Regions from separate parts of the Homo sapiens genome. Here region 1 is linked to region 2. The links are chromatin loops, found by intact Hi-C in ENCODE. Cell type or tissue: HCT116. All regions are shown on one strand. Links, peaks and the distances in the headings refer to the core of each region. The heading gives the core; the rest is flanking DNA.

The links. Hi-C counts contacts between places; a loop is a spot of excess contacts. Peaks named below come from ENCODE experiments on the same cell type or tissue, not always from the same donor. Only the 100,000 strongest peaks of a DNase experiment are listed, where the experiment ranks them.
Region 1: a loop joins it to region 2, with 4 times the contacts of the local background. A loop is called at or near these places in 7 of 110 quality-filtered maps.

What each region holds. Positions count from the first base shown.
Region 1 is chr4:121,304,358-121,312,709 of GRCh38, reverse strand. No RefSeq gene overlaps it. Among named protein-coding and RNA genes, the nearest start is that of QRFPR, 72 kb to the left of the region's middle. RefSeq lists an enhancer at 4,778-4,867. In HCT116, for the core only: a CTCF peak has its summit at 4,727 (motif pointing right); a DNase peak (open chromatin) is centred at 4,749.
Region 2 is chr4:121,092,966-121,101,317 of GRCh38, reverse strand. No RefSeq gene overlaps it. Among named protein-coding and RNA genes, the nearest start is that of NDNF, 25 kb to the right of the region's middle. In HCT116, for the core only: a CTCF peak has its summit at 4,444 (motif pointing right); a DNase peak (open chromatin) is centred at 4,447.

The sequences.
Region 1 (8,352 bases), core at 315-8,314, 210 kb before region 2:
GAAAGCTTTTCAGTCTTTTATCACTAAGTGTCATATTTGCTGTGGGTTTTTCATAAATGTCTTTTATCAAATTGGATACATTCCCTTATATTTCTATAATATCTATTGAGATGTTCGTGTGTTTTTTGTCCTTTATTTAATTAATATGTATTACATTGGTTAAGTTTCATGTGTTGTACAAATTTTGCATTCCTGGGATAAATCCCACTTGGTCTTGTTATACAATCCTTGTATGCTGCTGGATTCAGTTTTCTAGTATTGTGTTGAAGATGTTTGCATCTGTATTCATAAGGAATATTGGTCTGTAGTTTCCTTTTTTGTGATATTTTTGTCTGGTTTTGATGCGAGAGTAATACTGGCCTCATAAATTGCATTATTTAGTAGTATTCACCCATGATGCCATCTGGGCCTGAGCTTTTTTTTTGTGGAACTTTTTTGATTACTAATTCAGTTTATTCAATAATTATATATCTATTCAGAATTTTTATTTCTTCTTGAGCTAGTTTCAGTAGTTTGTGTCTTTCTAGGAATTTGTTAATTCCATCTAAGTCATCTGATTTGTTGTATGCTATATACAATTGTTTATAGTATTCCCTCATTATGCTTTGTTTATTTATTTATCTCTGCAAATTCAGAGTAATGGCCATTCTACTATATAGACATATAAAACTAAATGCAGTAATATTTTCTTCAGTTTCTCAGCAATAGGCAAGAGTCTACTCAGACATTCAAAGCACATGATTGTTGATTTTATATTCAAGCTCTGAAAATGGGATACAATTCTTCCTCAAACACTTTTTCCTCTATCATCCTGCATTAGTTAGGATTCAGTTTGCTCCAACAGGACACATATACCCTTGCCCAGTGTTTTCAAGCAAAACAGACTTTTAAAAACATTATTCCAGCTAGTTAGTATCAAACATTGATGGGTAGGAAATTGAGAGCCAATCCCCACTGCTGGCTCCAGGACCAGATCACTTCTGCCATGATCCATGCCAGGAGAATGGATATCCCATGTTCCACTGTTCAACACTAGAGAATGAGGAAGCCATCCCTGGGACCTCTGCTACAGCTGTCATGGAAAAGCCAAATGCTTTCCATGACTGTCTTTTTTTTTTTTTTTTTTTTTTTTTTTTTAGATGAATCTCAGTCTGCTGCCTGGGCCGGAGTGCAGTAGGGCAATCTCAGCTCACTGCAACCTCCACCTCCGATTTCAAGCGATTCTCCTGCCTCAGTCTCCCAAGTAGCTGGGATTGCAGGCACCCGCCACCACACTCAGCTAATTTTTGCATTTTCAGTAGAGATGGGGTTTCACCATGTTGGTCAGGCTGGTCTTGAACTTCTGACCTCAAGTGATCCGCCCGCCTAGGTCTCCCAAAGTGCTGAGATTACAGGCATGAGCATGTGCCCGGCCTCCATGACTGTCTTTACCGGCAGAATCCAGGTTTTTACCTGCCCTAGTTTTATTCATTTCAAGACAATACTGCTGGGGCACACTCAGATTTACTAATTTTAAAATTAGAATTTATTTTAGTCACTATGACTTGAGCCACTTAGAAATGTAAACGAACTTTGAGAGTAATTTTCTTTTTTTTTTTTTTTTTGTTCTTTAATTTCCTCATTCATTTATTCAAAAATATTTATCAAGTGAAACACTATTATAAAAATATAAAAACTTTGTTTTAATAAATGATTTTTTTTTTATTATACTCTAAGTTTTAGGGTACATGTGCACATTGTGCAGGTTAGTTACATATGTATACATGTGCCATGCTGGTGTGCTGCACCCACTAATGTGTCATCTAGCATTAGGTATATCTCCCAATGCTATCCCTCCCCCCTCCCCCGACCCCACCACAGTCCCCAGAGTGTGATATTCCCCTTCCTGTGTCCATGTGATCTCATTGTTCAATTCCCACCTATGAGTGAGAATATGCGGTGTTTGGTTTTTTGTTCTTGCGATAGTTTACTGAGAATGATGGTTTCCAATTTCATCCATGTCCCTACAAAGGATATGAACTCATCATTTTTTATGGCTGCATAGTATTCCATGGTGTATATGTGCCACATTTTCTTAATCCAGTCTATCATTGTTGGACATTTGGGTTGGTTCCAAGTCTTTGCTATTGTGAATAGTGCCGCAATAAACATACGTGTGCATGTGTCTTTATATTAGATGAAAACATCTGACTCTGAGACATTTAAAATATGTTTCTTATTTCTTTCAGCTTTTATGGTTTTAGAGACTTTCTATTATTTTCTTCTTCATACAACTCATGTGATATGACTGCTAGTATTTGCATGTTTTGATCTTCGACTTAAAAATCAGTTCAACCCCCTCTCTACACTATCACTACATATTTCTGAGATAAAAAGTACTTATGTTTTCCAAGCATTTGAAAGAACACCTACATTTAAAATGTCTGTAACTATGATGATATTATATTATAAAAATAAATACTTACTTGAAGACAAAAAGAAAAGAAATACACTATACGACGAAGGGGAAAAAAACTATAATCTTTACACAAATCACTAGGTTAAATAGCCAACTGAGAAACCTTACTGAAGGGTAATTTCCAACAATTGCACATTTTTCTGTTTTGACTTAAATCCATTTGTATTATGGCGTAAAATAAAAAGCTCTTGGGTTTAAAAAAAATACTCTGTGCTGAGACTCCCAGAACACAACTATATAAATCTTTTACTTGTTCTCTTCATTCTACCTGAATACCTACTCTACATTCATTGCCCATTCTTTTCTGGAATATATTTGTCTCTATCTTAATCCACCTCATTGTGTCCCAGGTTTATCTTAATAAAATCTCTTTGCAGTTTGCATTTTTTACTGCAAACTTTTTATGGGAGTATAACATACATAGAGAAAAGTGTACAAATTATAAGCATAGAACTGAAAGAATGAAAGGAGTTTTAGCATTTTTTTATACTGATGCCAATGTTGGCTTTATTATATAAACTACATCCCATATTTTCACACATTATATACCATTGAAAATAATTATCAAATAGCATATATTTAAATGCCTCAAAAGTTGATCATCTTTGAACTTCCAGAGCAGCCAATGACTATATTAGAACCTTTGAAAAATGAGAAAATACCTACCATTTTATTATTTTCAGAGTCACCGGCTGACTGGAGAGGCAATTTTATTCTTAATTTGCAGAGGTGGAGGCTGAAACTTAGTGAGGATAATAGAGGTGCAGCATCTAAAGTCAGACCTGTCTCTAAGGCCTGCCCTCTTCCCATGCCCCTGGATGATCAGCAGTGGCAGTTGAACATCTTATAAATATTAGCCTTGACTGTGATATAAGAATGACTGAAGTTTGGAAAACCCTGTATGCCAGTGGTTCCCAACATTTTTGGCACCAGGGACTGGTTTCTCGGAAGACAATTTTTCCATTGATGATCAGGTGGTGGTAGGGTGTGGAGGATGGTTTTGGGATGACACTGTTCCATCTCAAATCATCAGGTATTAGTTGGATTCTCATAAGAAGCACGCATCCTAGGTCCCTAGCATGCACAGTTCACAATAGAGTTCGTGCTCCTATGAGAATCTAATGCTGCAGCAGACAGCAGATCTGGCAGGAGGTAGAGCTCAGGCGATAATGCTCGCTTGCCCACTGCTTACCTCCTGCTGTGCAGCTCGGTTCCTAACAGGCCACAGACAGGTACTGGTCCCCAGCCCGGGGGTTGGGGACCCTTGCTGTACACTACCAGCTACGCTTGCTAAACCAACTGCCTCTGAAATGAAAGGAGAGTTTAGTGAATTACAGAAAGAACTTTTAGGCTGAAAGCATGTGAGGCCAGTACTGAAGTCTGGCTCTCTACCACTAAGACAGCCAGACTGGAAGCTAAAGACAACATTTCCCAGATGCCTTAAGAGATCTGGTCCACCACAAGGACCTAGCACTGGCTTGAGATCTAGGAGGCACACTCATCACACCTATGTTCTAATACAGGTTAGCTGTCACTTTTTTAATCTTTTAAGAACATAAATGAAACTTACAGAGGAGGAGGCCCATCTTCTGCTGCTTGTGCTGCCTCTGAAGGAAAGTGGGCCCAAGGAGGCATTTGGTTTTCTGTGGCAGCTGTAGCAGAGGCCCCCTTGACTCATGCCTCAATTCCATTAGTAATCTATTTCATTAATATGTCATCATATAGAGTCAGGGTTAGGTTGAAGGCAACAAAATATCCTCTAGTCAGTTCATGTAAAAAGAGGTTAATTAGCAGTTTTGGGGTGACTCATCAGATTTTTAAAAGGGCTGGAGAAGTAGGCTCCGGGCTGAATTTGCAGGAATTACCCTCATGAGATGTAACTGCCCTGATAAGAAGCCACTTCCTCTGCCACAATCTGGAAGATAAGGCATCAAGGAGCTACCACCATAATTGCTGGCCTTAGGACCCTATATAGCTTACCATGACCCATGTGCTACATAAATTGTGATTTGTTAATTCCAAATTTGTTATCCTCTCTAGTTTATTGTTATATCTCTTCTTTTTCACATTTTCAAACAAACTCTTGGAAGTGAAAAATACCAAGCTGCTCTTTAAATGTAAAGATGACATTATTATTCTACCAAATGCATTTGGAAAATAGACTGTAAAGGGCTATACTTCAAAAAATATATGTATTATTCCACTCCCTTCTCCCAAATTTGACCTCCACCTAACCAGGTGTCCTTTTTCCTAACATTGCTCTGTAGATGGCGCTATTGCTGCACAGTGGCAAGTTGGTAGCAAAAGAAACTGACCTTTAAGAGGACTCAGAGAACAGGTTAATTTTAAAGACATCTGGAACTCTGGCACATGGTTGGGTCAGAGCTAAGTATTTTCAAGTTTGGTTTGTTGTTAGATGTTGGTGAGTTGCCTCTAACGTCTGGAAAGCAAAGATTAAAAGATGCTTGGAATTTGCAAGCCACAAGGTTGGTTTGGCCCCAAGACAAAAGGTACAGAGCTTTAAAGTTTAGTGGATGTTCCTGACAGCCCGGTTTATATCTCGTTTTGCTCCTTTTGGGGTTCACCTGGGCTTGTGTAAAAACGTGACAACCTGTTCAAGAGCCTGTCTTAGCCTGTGGGAAGGTGGACTAGAGGAGCTGCCTGAAAGATGAAGTCATGAGAATAAGGGAGGTGTTTTTCATTTCATGCAGACTCATGGTTTTACTTCCTCTTGCCCAGATACCCTCTCTTACCTTGGTAATAAAACTTTGTTTGTGTCTCTTTCTGACTTTTGTTTTGTGCAATAAATCATTTTTCTAAAACTATTCTTTTGGAAGACAAATTAAAGTGAATATGAATGTGAGGAATAATGCACAAATAAAGATAAATTCTGAGACTCATTAACTTACTCAGAAAACAGACAATGTAACTGAAGAAGAAGATCATTGGCTGTTTTCCATTTCTTTCCATCCATGTCTTTTTGAGATCCTCCAGCAAATTTGAAAAATATGTGGAGGAATAATAAAAATGCCTAGAAAACCTCATCAATTCAGAAATTAATTTGACTCACCTATCTGTGAACACAGGCAATTGCATTAACAGCATACTCCTACTGATAAACAGCCCTGCCAATAGACATGCTTGATAGAGATTCACCCAACCACAACTCTGTGGGCCAATTCTATTTAGGAAATGTCATAGCACTATGATCTGCTATGAGATTCAAAGCATATAGTTTTTATAGGAAGAGGACATTTTCAGTACCTAGAGGGTTTTTGTTTTGTACCTTTAAAAAATAGCCTGAAAGAGCGGTTTCTGTATCTTAAAGACTTCCTGAGCCCCATCCACAGAGATGATGATGCAGTTAGGTCTGTGGCAATACTTGAGATGCTATATTCCTAATTGCTCTATAAACTTCTCCAAGAACTGGATAAGTTTTGGAAGCCTGGTTCGTAGAGAAGGAATAAGATGCCAAAAACCGGAAAGAACCTGAGAGTGGCTACACTCTCAAGACTTGTGATACAATTTTTTAAATTGCTACATAATATTTTACCTATTTATGTGATAGAGGTGAGTATTTGTTACATGGGTAAGACACAGAATGATCAAGTCAGGATATTTGAGGTATTCATCACCTTGAGTATTTATCATTTCTATGGGTCGGGAATATTTTAGGTCCTTTCTTCTAACTACTTTGAAATATAAAATACATTGTTGCTTACTGTAGTCACCCTACTCTGTTATGGAACTTTAGAATTTATATCTTATGGCCGGGCATGGTGGCTCACGCTTGTAATCCCAGCACTTTGGGAGGCCGAGGTGGGCGGATCACGAGGTCAGGAGATCAAGACCATCCTGGCTAACACGGTGAAAACCCATCTCTACTAAAAATACAAAAAAATTAGCTGGGCGTGGTGGCAGGCGCCTGTAGTCCCAGCTACTTGGGAGGCTGAGGCAAGAGAATGGCGTAAGTAAACCCGGGAGGCGGAGCTTGCAGTGAGCCTAGATCACGCCACTGCACTCCAGCCTGGGCAACAGAGCGAGACTCCGTCTCAAAAAAAAAAAAAGAGGAATTTATATCTTATATCTAATATTTGTGCCCATTAACCAACCTCTCTTCATATGCCCCTCCTACCCACACACCCTTCCCAGTCTCTGGTGTCTACCATTCTACTCTCTACTTCCAAGAGATCAACTTTTTTAGTTCCCACATATGAATGAGAACATGCATTGTTTGTCTTTCTGTTCCTGGCTTAGTTTACTTAATGTAATGACCTCCAGTTCCATCCATGTTGCTGCAAATGACATGATTACATTATTTTTATGGCAGAATATTATTCTATTGTGTATATATACCACATTTGCTTTATCCATTTGTCCTCTGATGGACGCTTAGGCTGATTCCATATCTTTACTACTGGGAACAGTGCTGCCATAAATATGTGAGTGCAGATATACCTTTGGTATACTGATTTCTCTTCCTTTGGATAAATACCCAGGAGTGGGATTGCCAGATCATATGGTAGTTCTATTTTTAGTATTTTGAAAACTCTCCACACTGTTCTCCATAATGGCTCTACTAACCTACATTCCCATCAACACTATATAGGAGTTCCCTTTACTCTGTATCCTTGCCAGTATCTGTTAATTTTTGTCTTTTTATACCAGCCATTCTGAGGTAAGATATCTCATGGTAGTTTTGATTAGTATTTCCCTGATGATTAGTGATGTTGAGAATTTTTTCATATGTCTGATGGCCATTTATATTTCTTCTTGTGAATAATGTCTATTTATGTATTTTGCCCACTTTTTAAAGGGATTATTTTTTTTTACTGTTGAGTTGTTTGAGTTCCTTGTATATTAAAATCACTGCATTTACAAAATTGGAAATGAATAAAAGGATGGACCTAGGGTGAGAATTGGAGATTTGTATTTTAAAACCCTGGAATCTAGATTGCTTTACTGCCTTCTAAAAAAACAAAATTGCTTTCTCTCTCAAGTTCTTTTTCACATCTTAAGAGTAGAATAATTCTTATCTTCTGATGATATCTGGTAGAGGAACAGGATATACTTTTGGTGAAAAATACTTTGAGCTGGCCTGACCTCTGGCCTCTTTGGCTGTTGGACATGCTGCATACTTATCTTATGTTTGTTAGTTTTGTAAATTTTTAACTAGATAAAGTGTCAAGTGAACTGAGAAGGTGATAGAATCTAGTGCATGCCAATGTACAATTCAAATTGACTTACACAGAGCAATAGTCCCAAGTTGTGGACTTACCAGTATGCAGTGGGAAGTGAAATGGAAACTGCACTAAGGTAAGTGTCGTTTCTAACAGTATATTAAAACAACATGAAAAACCCAAAGTAGACACTCTTAGTTCAAATAGCTCAACTTTGTAAGTCAACTTTGTATTTTAAAAAAGGTCAAAGTTATACAATCCTTTTACTCTTTACTGACTTAAGATACCTACTTATTTTGCATTAATCAATTACATTTTATTATTGAATTTTATCTCATCTATCAGCTTTTTTATTGTATGTTTTTGTGTCATTTTAGAGGTTACCCTAGAAATCACAAAATGCAACCATAATTTTGTCTCCTTTTGCCATATCTCGAACACTGCAATGAGCAGATATAACAGATATCTGTAAAATAACAGATACTGGCAAGGATACACAGTAAAGGGAACTCTTATACAGTGTTGATGGAAATGTAAGTTAGTACAGCCATTATGGAGAACAGTGTGGAGAGTTCTCAAAAAACTGGAAATAGAACTACCATATGATCTGTCAGTCCCAGTACTGGGTATTTATCCAAAGGAAGACAAATCAGTATACCAAAGGGATATCTGCACTCACTTGTTTATTGCAGCACTGTTCACAATAGTCAAGCT
Region 2 (8,352 bases), core at 32-8,031:
CATTAAGACCTTTAGTAGGGGCACTATATCCCATTCATAAGACCTTCACTCTCATGACTTAATGATCTCCTGCAAGGCCCACCTCTTAATATTACTACATTGATGTCTCAGCTCATTTTCTGTTGCTTATAACAATATCTGAAACTGGGTAATTTATAAAGAAAAACAATTTGTTTCTTTCAGTCATAGAAGCTGAGAGTCCAAGGTTGAGGGGCTGTATCTGGTGAGAGCTTCTTGCTGGTAGAGACTCTCTGAATAGTCCTGACATGGTACAAGATATCACATGGTGAGGAGGATAAGCATGTTAACATGCTAGCTAAAGTCTCTCTGTCTTTTCTTATAAACCATCAGTTTCCCTGACCCCATGAAAACCTATTAATCCATTAACTCATTAATCCATGAACCCTAATCATCTAATTACCTTTTAAAAGCTTCACCTTTCAATACTCTCACATTTGGGGATTAACTTTCAACATTAATTTTGGAGGGGACATCAATATTTAATAGCAATAGGGAAAAAATAGTCTCTTCAATAAATGATGTTGGGAAAACTGGATATCCCTATGCAGAAGAATGAAATTGGATCCTTACCTCACACCATGCATAAAAATCATCTTAAAATAGATTAAAAAATTAAAGATAAGAACAAAAACCATAAGACTACTTGAAAAAAGCATAGAGAAAAAGCTTCTTGACATGAGTCCAGGCAATAATTTTCTGAGAGATGACACCAAAACCACAGGTAACAAAAGCAAAAATAGACAAGTGGAATTGCATCAAACTTAAAAGCTCCTGCACAGCAAAGGAAACAATCAATATAGCGAAAAGGCAACCTAAAGAATGGAAGAAAATATTTGCAAACTGTATATCTGATAAAGGGTTAATATAAAAAAATTTATGACACTTAATGGCAAAAACAGCAACAAACAATACAATTAAAACACGGGCTAAGGACCTAAATAGATATTTCTCAAAGTATGACATACAAATAGCCAAAGTTATATGAAAAAGTGCTCAACATCACTAAACAGAGAAATGCAAATCAAAACCACAATGAGATATCACCTCACACCTGTTAGAATGGCTGTTATTAAAAAACAAAAGATAACATGTGTTGGCAAGGATGTGGAACAAGAGGAATACTTGTTCACTGTTTATGGGAATGCAAATTAGTACAGTGACTATGGAAAACAGTGTGGAAGTTTTACAAAAAAAAAAAATAGAATAACCATATGATCAAATAATCCCAATTCTGGGTATATGTCTAAAGGAAGTAAAATCAGTATATTGATGAGATACCTGCAGGCTCCTATTTGCAGCTGTATTCACAATAGCCAAGACATGGAATCAACCTAAGTGTCTGTTGATGGACGAATGGATAAAGAAAACTTAGTATACATGTATAATGGAATATTATTCAGTCTTTAAAAAGAAGGAAATTCTGTCACTTGCAACAACATGGATGAACATGGAAGATATTATGCTAACTGAAATAAGCCAGAAACAGAAAGGGGAATACTGCATAATCTCACTTATTTGTGAAATCCGATAAGTCAAATTCATGGGAGCAGAGAGTAGAATGGTAATTTACAGGGTCTGGGTATTGGGGAAAATTGGGGAGATGTTGGTTAAAGGGTACAAAGGTTTAATTATTTGTGATGACAAGTTCTGGAGATCTTACAACATTATGGTGACTATGGTTTAAAATACTGTATTTTATACTTGAAATTTGCTAAAAGAGTTGATCTTAAGTTTTCTCACCAAACACACACAAAATTATAACTATGGGAGATGATGGATATGTTAGTTTGCTTTATTATGGTAATCATTCATATTGTACATGTATATTAAAGCATCACATTGTATACCTAAAATATATACAATTTTTATTTGTCAAGTGTACTTTAATACACCCAGAAAAAGAGAGAAAGAAACTAGAGTGTCCCAGAATCAAGTTTCAACTGTCACTGTTGTGTGCCAGCCTTAATAAAATAATATCATTTCTGCAAATAGAGGAAGGGTTTCCTATTACCCCATTTGGAGCAACTTTGGAAATTCTCTTTGAAATGACTTGACAGGCACTTTCCCACATTACCTGATAACACATTACAATTTCATTGGACTGAAGGTACCACAGTAAAATGGTTTGTCTCATTATCTGTAGGTTACATATCATTGTTTTCATACTAAAATGGAAAAGTGATACATATTATTCACAAACTTGTAATTTTTTCAACTTTTTAGAGTGCATTTCTGTGTACGTTGTTGAGTGAGCCTTCATAAACCTTAAAGTCTGGCAGGAAATAATTTTACTAATGAAGTAAAAAATATAAAGAACTTCACTCCTTTTTAAGGCTCAATAATCTTTCACTGTATGTATACACTTCATTTTGTTTCTCCATTCTTCTGTTTATGGACCCTTGGGTCATTTCCACCTTTTAACTACTGGGAATAATATTGCTATGAGCAGAAAAGCCTTTTCCATGTAGAGTAATTCACAGTTTCAACTACTTTCCATGAAGCATTTTTTCATCTGTTCTAAGTATCAGCATTTCATCGTAGGGTTAAAAAGTAGTTTTGCTGTAGAAGTAGAATGAGCCTGGGGTTTGAAGTTAGACAGCAAGTGACCATTTCTGCTTCTATTTCTGTGTGAACTTGGTTCAGTTTCTTCATCTCTTAAATGGATCAATAATAATTTCTGCTGCACACACTGTTGTGAAAATGAATGAGACAATAAAGCAACTAGTGTAGTGTCTGAGGCATTGTGTAGTGCCTGACACGTCGTAAGAGGATAGTAAATGCTAGCCATTAGTAATACTTCCAAATGGCCACATATTTCAACCACAAGACTTAATCTCATCTCAAGCTGCTTCCTTCACCCCATTATCTCACACTGGGGCTTTGTTCCTACTTTTTCCTCTAATGGTTCTTAAGAGTTTTACTTCAATTGCTTACATAGATCACAACACCATTCCCCAGTTTGTTAACCTTTTTAATATTTCATTCTCAAAAAGGTCTATTCTACCAGATTTACCTTTAGATCTGTGTTATAACTTCTATTAGTGAGAATATGTTTTTAGAGGTTAAAGATTATTCATATCTGAATTATTTTGCGGCCCATATAAGAAAAAGTACTGAAATGATAACAACGACATTTGGTAAGACTCTCTCCATCCCAGTGAAAGAGCAAGGATGATTAACTTTTTAAGCCTACAGAGAAGACATTCTAGGACCATATCACTAAACTACTGTTTTATAATTACAAAGTGGCATTTTGTCACCAGAAAGATATATGGGAATCAATGGAGGAATACTAGCTCACATGTCTAAATCCAGGAAAAAACATTAGGAAGCCCTAGAATTAGGAAGCCTCAGAGTGTGCAAAAGAGGTAAAGAGATTCCATTTAACCTTAGACTGCCCTGGTAGCCAGTTTGTTTGCTCTGGGTTGAGCCATCCATTGTCCAGGAATGTAATGGGTAAAAGAGACTCAGAAACATCCTTCCTCAACCCCAACACCCTTGCATCTGCAAACCGATTTCACATTGTTAAAGGTTCACTCAGTTTAGTCATTTTAATTTTAAACCAAAATAAATGTAAATAATGATCCAATCAATAAATTGGTCTTTTTATAAAATAAAATCAATTCTAAATCTACTTTAAAGAACCATTTGTAGAGGTTTTGGTTTTAAGTTCATGAAAAGCATGATAACAATCACAAGAACTGTGATTCCATGTTTTCAGAAGTTTATACTGCAGGCCTTCAACCTGCTTTTAGAGATAATGCAGTTAAAACTAACACTCAGCACAATCAATTAAAAATATCCAACCATGCTAACATTTTGGAATGATCCGGATGGTTAATATTTGAACGAAGCATCTGAACTGATTGGCTGTTTTGCTACTGTGTTTCAAGTTAGAGGTATCATCAGAGGCCAAGGTTTCTTTAAATTCCTCCAACAGTTCATTTTAGACTACCGATACTAATAGGTAGCCTCTTGAACTATGTGAATGAAGCAATTTTCAGTACCGCCAGGTGTTAGAAAGTGACTAGTACGTAATGGAAGCCCAGTTAATGTTGCTGCCAAAATTGATATATGAATGAATGATCTCTATTGGCCTGTATGTTTCAAAGCTTCTATACCAGATCTTAAAAAAAAAAATCCAAGTTTTAGTTTGGTTCTGGTTACAGTTACTCCAGGGCCTGTGTTATCTAGTTTGGCTCTCTACAATAAATTAGCCAATTTTTTACCAAATTTTTAGTGTATTAAACATAGGAAAGTCTTATATAGGCAGATACTTTGGTTTGTTTTACAATTTAATCATTTGATTTCTATTTTGTTCCTTGCGAGCTTAATATTTTGAACAAATTATCTCTGCTATTGTCCCTGTTATTTTCCTTTAGTGCTGATTTCATAACAAGAAAAAACTGACATTTGAAATCAAAGGTTTTTTCCTAAGTAAAATGTCCACTAGATGGAAGTATTGTTTCAAAAGAACGAGGGTGATGGCTTTAAAAAACTATTTCTAAAACTTACCCAGTGAAAGTTACATCATAAAAACTGATAGACAATTCCTTTATTACTTTCCTAATTTTTTTATTTTTATATAAATGACAGCATTTAAAATCCATGTCATTAGGAGGCTTATATTGTGAAAATTGTTGCATCTCTGTAAAGACTTAAGATGTCTCAGTGCTGAATTCTCTAAGTTTATTTTCTATATGTTTCATAGGTTTAATGACAACAAAGAAAATATCTTAGTTAAAAAACATGCCTTAAAATCAGAATCCTGGGAACTTGCTTCATGAGTCAGAAATAAAAAATTTGTAGAGGGTTAAATAAAAACCCTAAACATAAAGTGCCTAACAAAAAGATTATAAAACCCTCAAGTGTGGAAAAATACACACACATAGATTAGATGTGAGTGTCTTAAAGTTCTCAAAGAAACAGTATCATTGTGTATTCACACATTCTTGCCCAGTCTACACAACTGTATTTAAAGTGCATATTTTAATATTTGCTAATGCAAATGGCATAGTAAATTTGCAAATTACATTCCATTCTTATTTGCAGTTGCTGACCTGAATATAAAAATATCTTTATTAACTTAAATTTGTCATGGTTTGCCATTATTTTAGTATACTTAAGGCAGTACTTGAGCAATTTTTTGTTTTCTTACTATGATGTTTATGACTAATATTTTTGAAAGTATTTACTCAACCTCTTATGGCATATTATGCTTTATAATTAAATATGGCTTTGGAATTAATTATTAACATTATCTTTAAGAAATACAATTCTGAGGAAGCAAAATTTTAATGCAATATAAAAGCATTTTAGTTGGAGGCTTCAAACCTCCAACTTAATGACAAGCTTCTTCCACACATTGCCCCACAAGTGTACACTTTCAACAACTGATAAAGGGAAATCAATCAGCCCCCTCTGCAAGCTCTTTGAGGTAATAATTGGAAATATCAAAGAGTATGTATTTCATAAAGCAAGGCTGAGTCATCATGATGCCATTGAAAATACTGTAGTTCTTTTTTCTCTATAAAAGCTGTGGGACATTTTAAAATTAAATTGGAATAGCAGTAATACTTTCTTAAAGTTTTTTCTAAGCTCTCACAATTGACAAAAAAAAATCTTTTTATAAAGTTTTGAGAGTAAATGGTTTGTTTTTTTACATATTTCCTTAGTATTATTTCCTAAGTATATTAACTTAGTAAAAGTTAGCAAGTAAAGGAAGGTTTTCAAAAACTAACATAACAATTTTCTATTCCTCCTTTAAATCATTCAAAAAAAATGAAGTTTCAAACGTTGTTTTGATTTAATATTATATTATGTAGAAATACAAAGGCAGTTCACGCTTTGTAAATTGTATTTAGAAAATTGTGTACTTTGACAAGTCTAGAAGTTCATTTTCCCGTCGTAAAGCTAGACAACTAAATTGGCCTACTAAAGGACTGTGAACCAGTTTGTTATATAAATGAGAACATGTTGTTGATGTTTGACATAAACAGCAGAGGTGCAACTGAAGTCAGCCTGCTCACATAATTAAGTAGTCAATGCAAGACTACGTAAACCCTTGATTCCAGTGTTAGAATGACTGTCTGTGTGTTTCTTTGTTCACCCATCCAACTAGCCCTATATTTATTAATCAATATTTATCGAATGCCGAGTATACTTTTGGAGCAGTCAAGGTTTTCCGTGCCTTTATATTTGTGTGCTGTCAAACCTTTCTAATTTGATTCCCAAATGCTCCATTTTTTAAACATTATAAAAAATTCTTCTGTAACTTCTTTCTGCCTGCTGAAAACAAGGCCAAACTCTTTGGCCTGATATGCATGGCTTTCCTCAATAAAGCTCCAACTTATATTTTGAGATTTATTGGCTATTATTTTACATATCTTCCATTTCATTCAAATCTTATCTACTCACCATTTTCTGCACACCTTCACTTTACTGATATGTTTCCTTTGCTGAAAGTACTCTCGTGCTATACTATGGCCTACACCTCCAAATTCTTCACATATTTCAAGACACATCTCAGTTTTTCACTTCCTTATGCAATTCTACTTCACCCCAATCAGAAACAACCTTTCCAGTCTCTGAGGTACCAGTCACTGCCTTTGACTTATAAGTTTCTTACATTATTTATTACTTTGACCTGAATAGTGGAATTATTTGCTTGTGTTGTTTTTTGTCTCTCTCTCAAACTGAAAGAAGACTGGGATCCTGTAATACTCATCTTTGCATCTCAAAACTCTTATCACACTACCTCCTGTTACCCAACCTGTGACTGGACTATCATCACTACTTCCTTCTCTTTTTCTGGCAAAGGCTAAGGCTTCCATCAGTGCTGTACCTCAAATCTTCCTTCCTACATCCTTAAAAATCTCCTCCCACTGACTATCCTCTTATTCATCATTGGCTTCTGCCCATTAGCGTATTAACATGCTCAAGTCCTTTTTGCCCTAATACAGTCTAGCACCATCTTTCTCGACTCTCTTTAATAGCTAACCTCTTGAAAGTGTTTTCTACACATGCTGTCACCACAGCCACAGCTTTCACTAACTTCTCATCCTTATGTAATCTGCCTTTTACCTCCATGACCTAGGTGAAACTGTTCCCACAAAGGACACCAATGACCTCCTGCTTGCTAAATCCAATGACCGTTTTGGGGTTTTCTTGTTTTTGACACAGGGTCTCATTCTGTCACCCAGGCTGGAATGCAGTGGTGTGATCACAACTCACTGCAGCCTCGACTTCCTGTGCTTAGGTGATCCTCCCACCTTAGCCTCCCAAGTAGCTGGGATTACAGGTGCACACTACCACGCCTAGCCAATTTTTTGTATTTTTAGTAGAGAGGAGGTTTCACCATGTTGCCCAGGCTGGTGTCAAACTCCTGGTCTCAATCTGCCTGCCACCTCGACCTCTCAAAATGCTGGGATTACAGGGGTAAGGCAATACACCTGGCCCACTTCTTAAATCTTTCCTTATTTGGGCTCTCTACATCACCTAACACTATTTATCATTCTTCCCTCTTTAAGTCACTCTCTTCCCTTGAAGCAATTCTCCTGCCTCAGCCTCCCTAATAGCTGGGATTAGAGGCATGGGCCACCACACTCGGCTAATTTTTGTATTTTTAGTAGGGATGGGGTTTCTCCATATTGGCCAGGGTGGTCTGGAACTCCTGGCCTCAAGTGATCTGCCCACCTCAGCCTCCCAGAGTGCTGGGATTACAGTACCATGCTGGGCCTGGTACTTATTCTTACATTTCTTTCTGGATGGCCCATATGCACCCAAGTACAATGTGTCCCAAACCAAACTCATCACATTTCCTCTTTTAACCTAAATTCATTTCCTATTTTTTGTTCCTCATCACATTGAAAGGCAGTACTATTCATCAAGTTTCCCAAGTCAGAAACCAGAGTATCTTCCCTGGATTATCTCTCTCCCTTATGTTACATATTTTAATCAAATACTGAACCCTGCCACTTCTATCATCTACAAAGCTTTTGAATGTGCTCCCTCTGCTCCAATGTCTGTCCCACTGCCCTGGTTAAGACTATCATAATTTCCCACCTGGATTTCTGTCATGGCCTTGTAAATTGTCACTCTGCCTCCAGTCTTGCTCTCCGGCCATCCATTTTCCACACTGAAGGTAGAGTAAACTTGACAAATACAAATCAGATTATTCCGCTGATTGAACACATCAATTACTCTAATGACTTATAGGATAATGTCACACTGCCCTAAGATAGTTTATAATGGTATGCATAACTTGGCCACCACTCACTACTCTGGCCTCATGTGGTCATACCCCCTTCAAACCCACTAGTCTCACTCTTT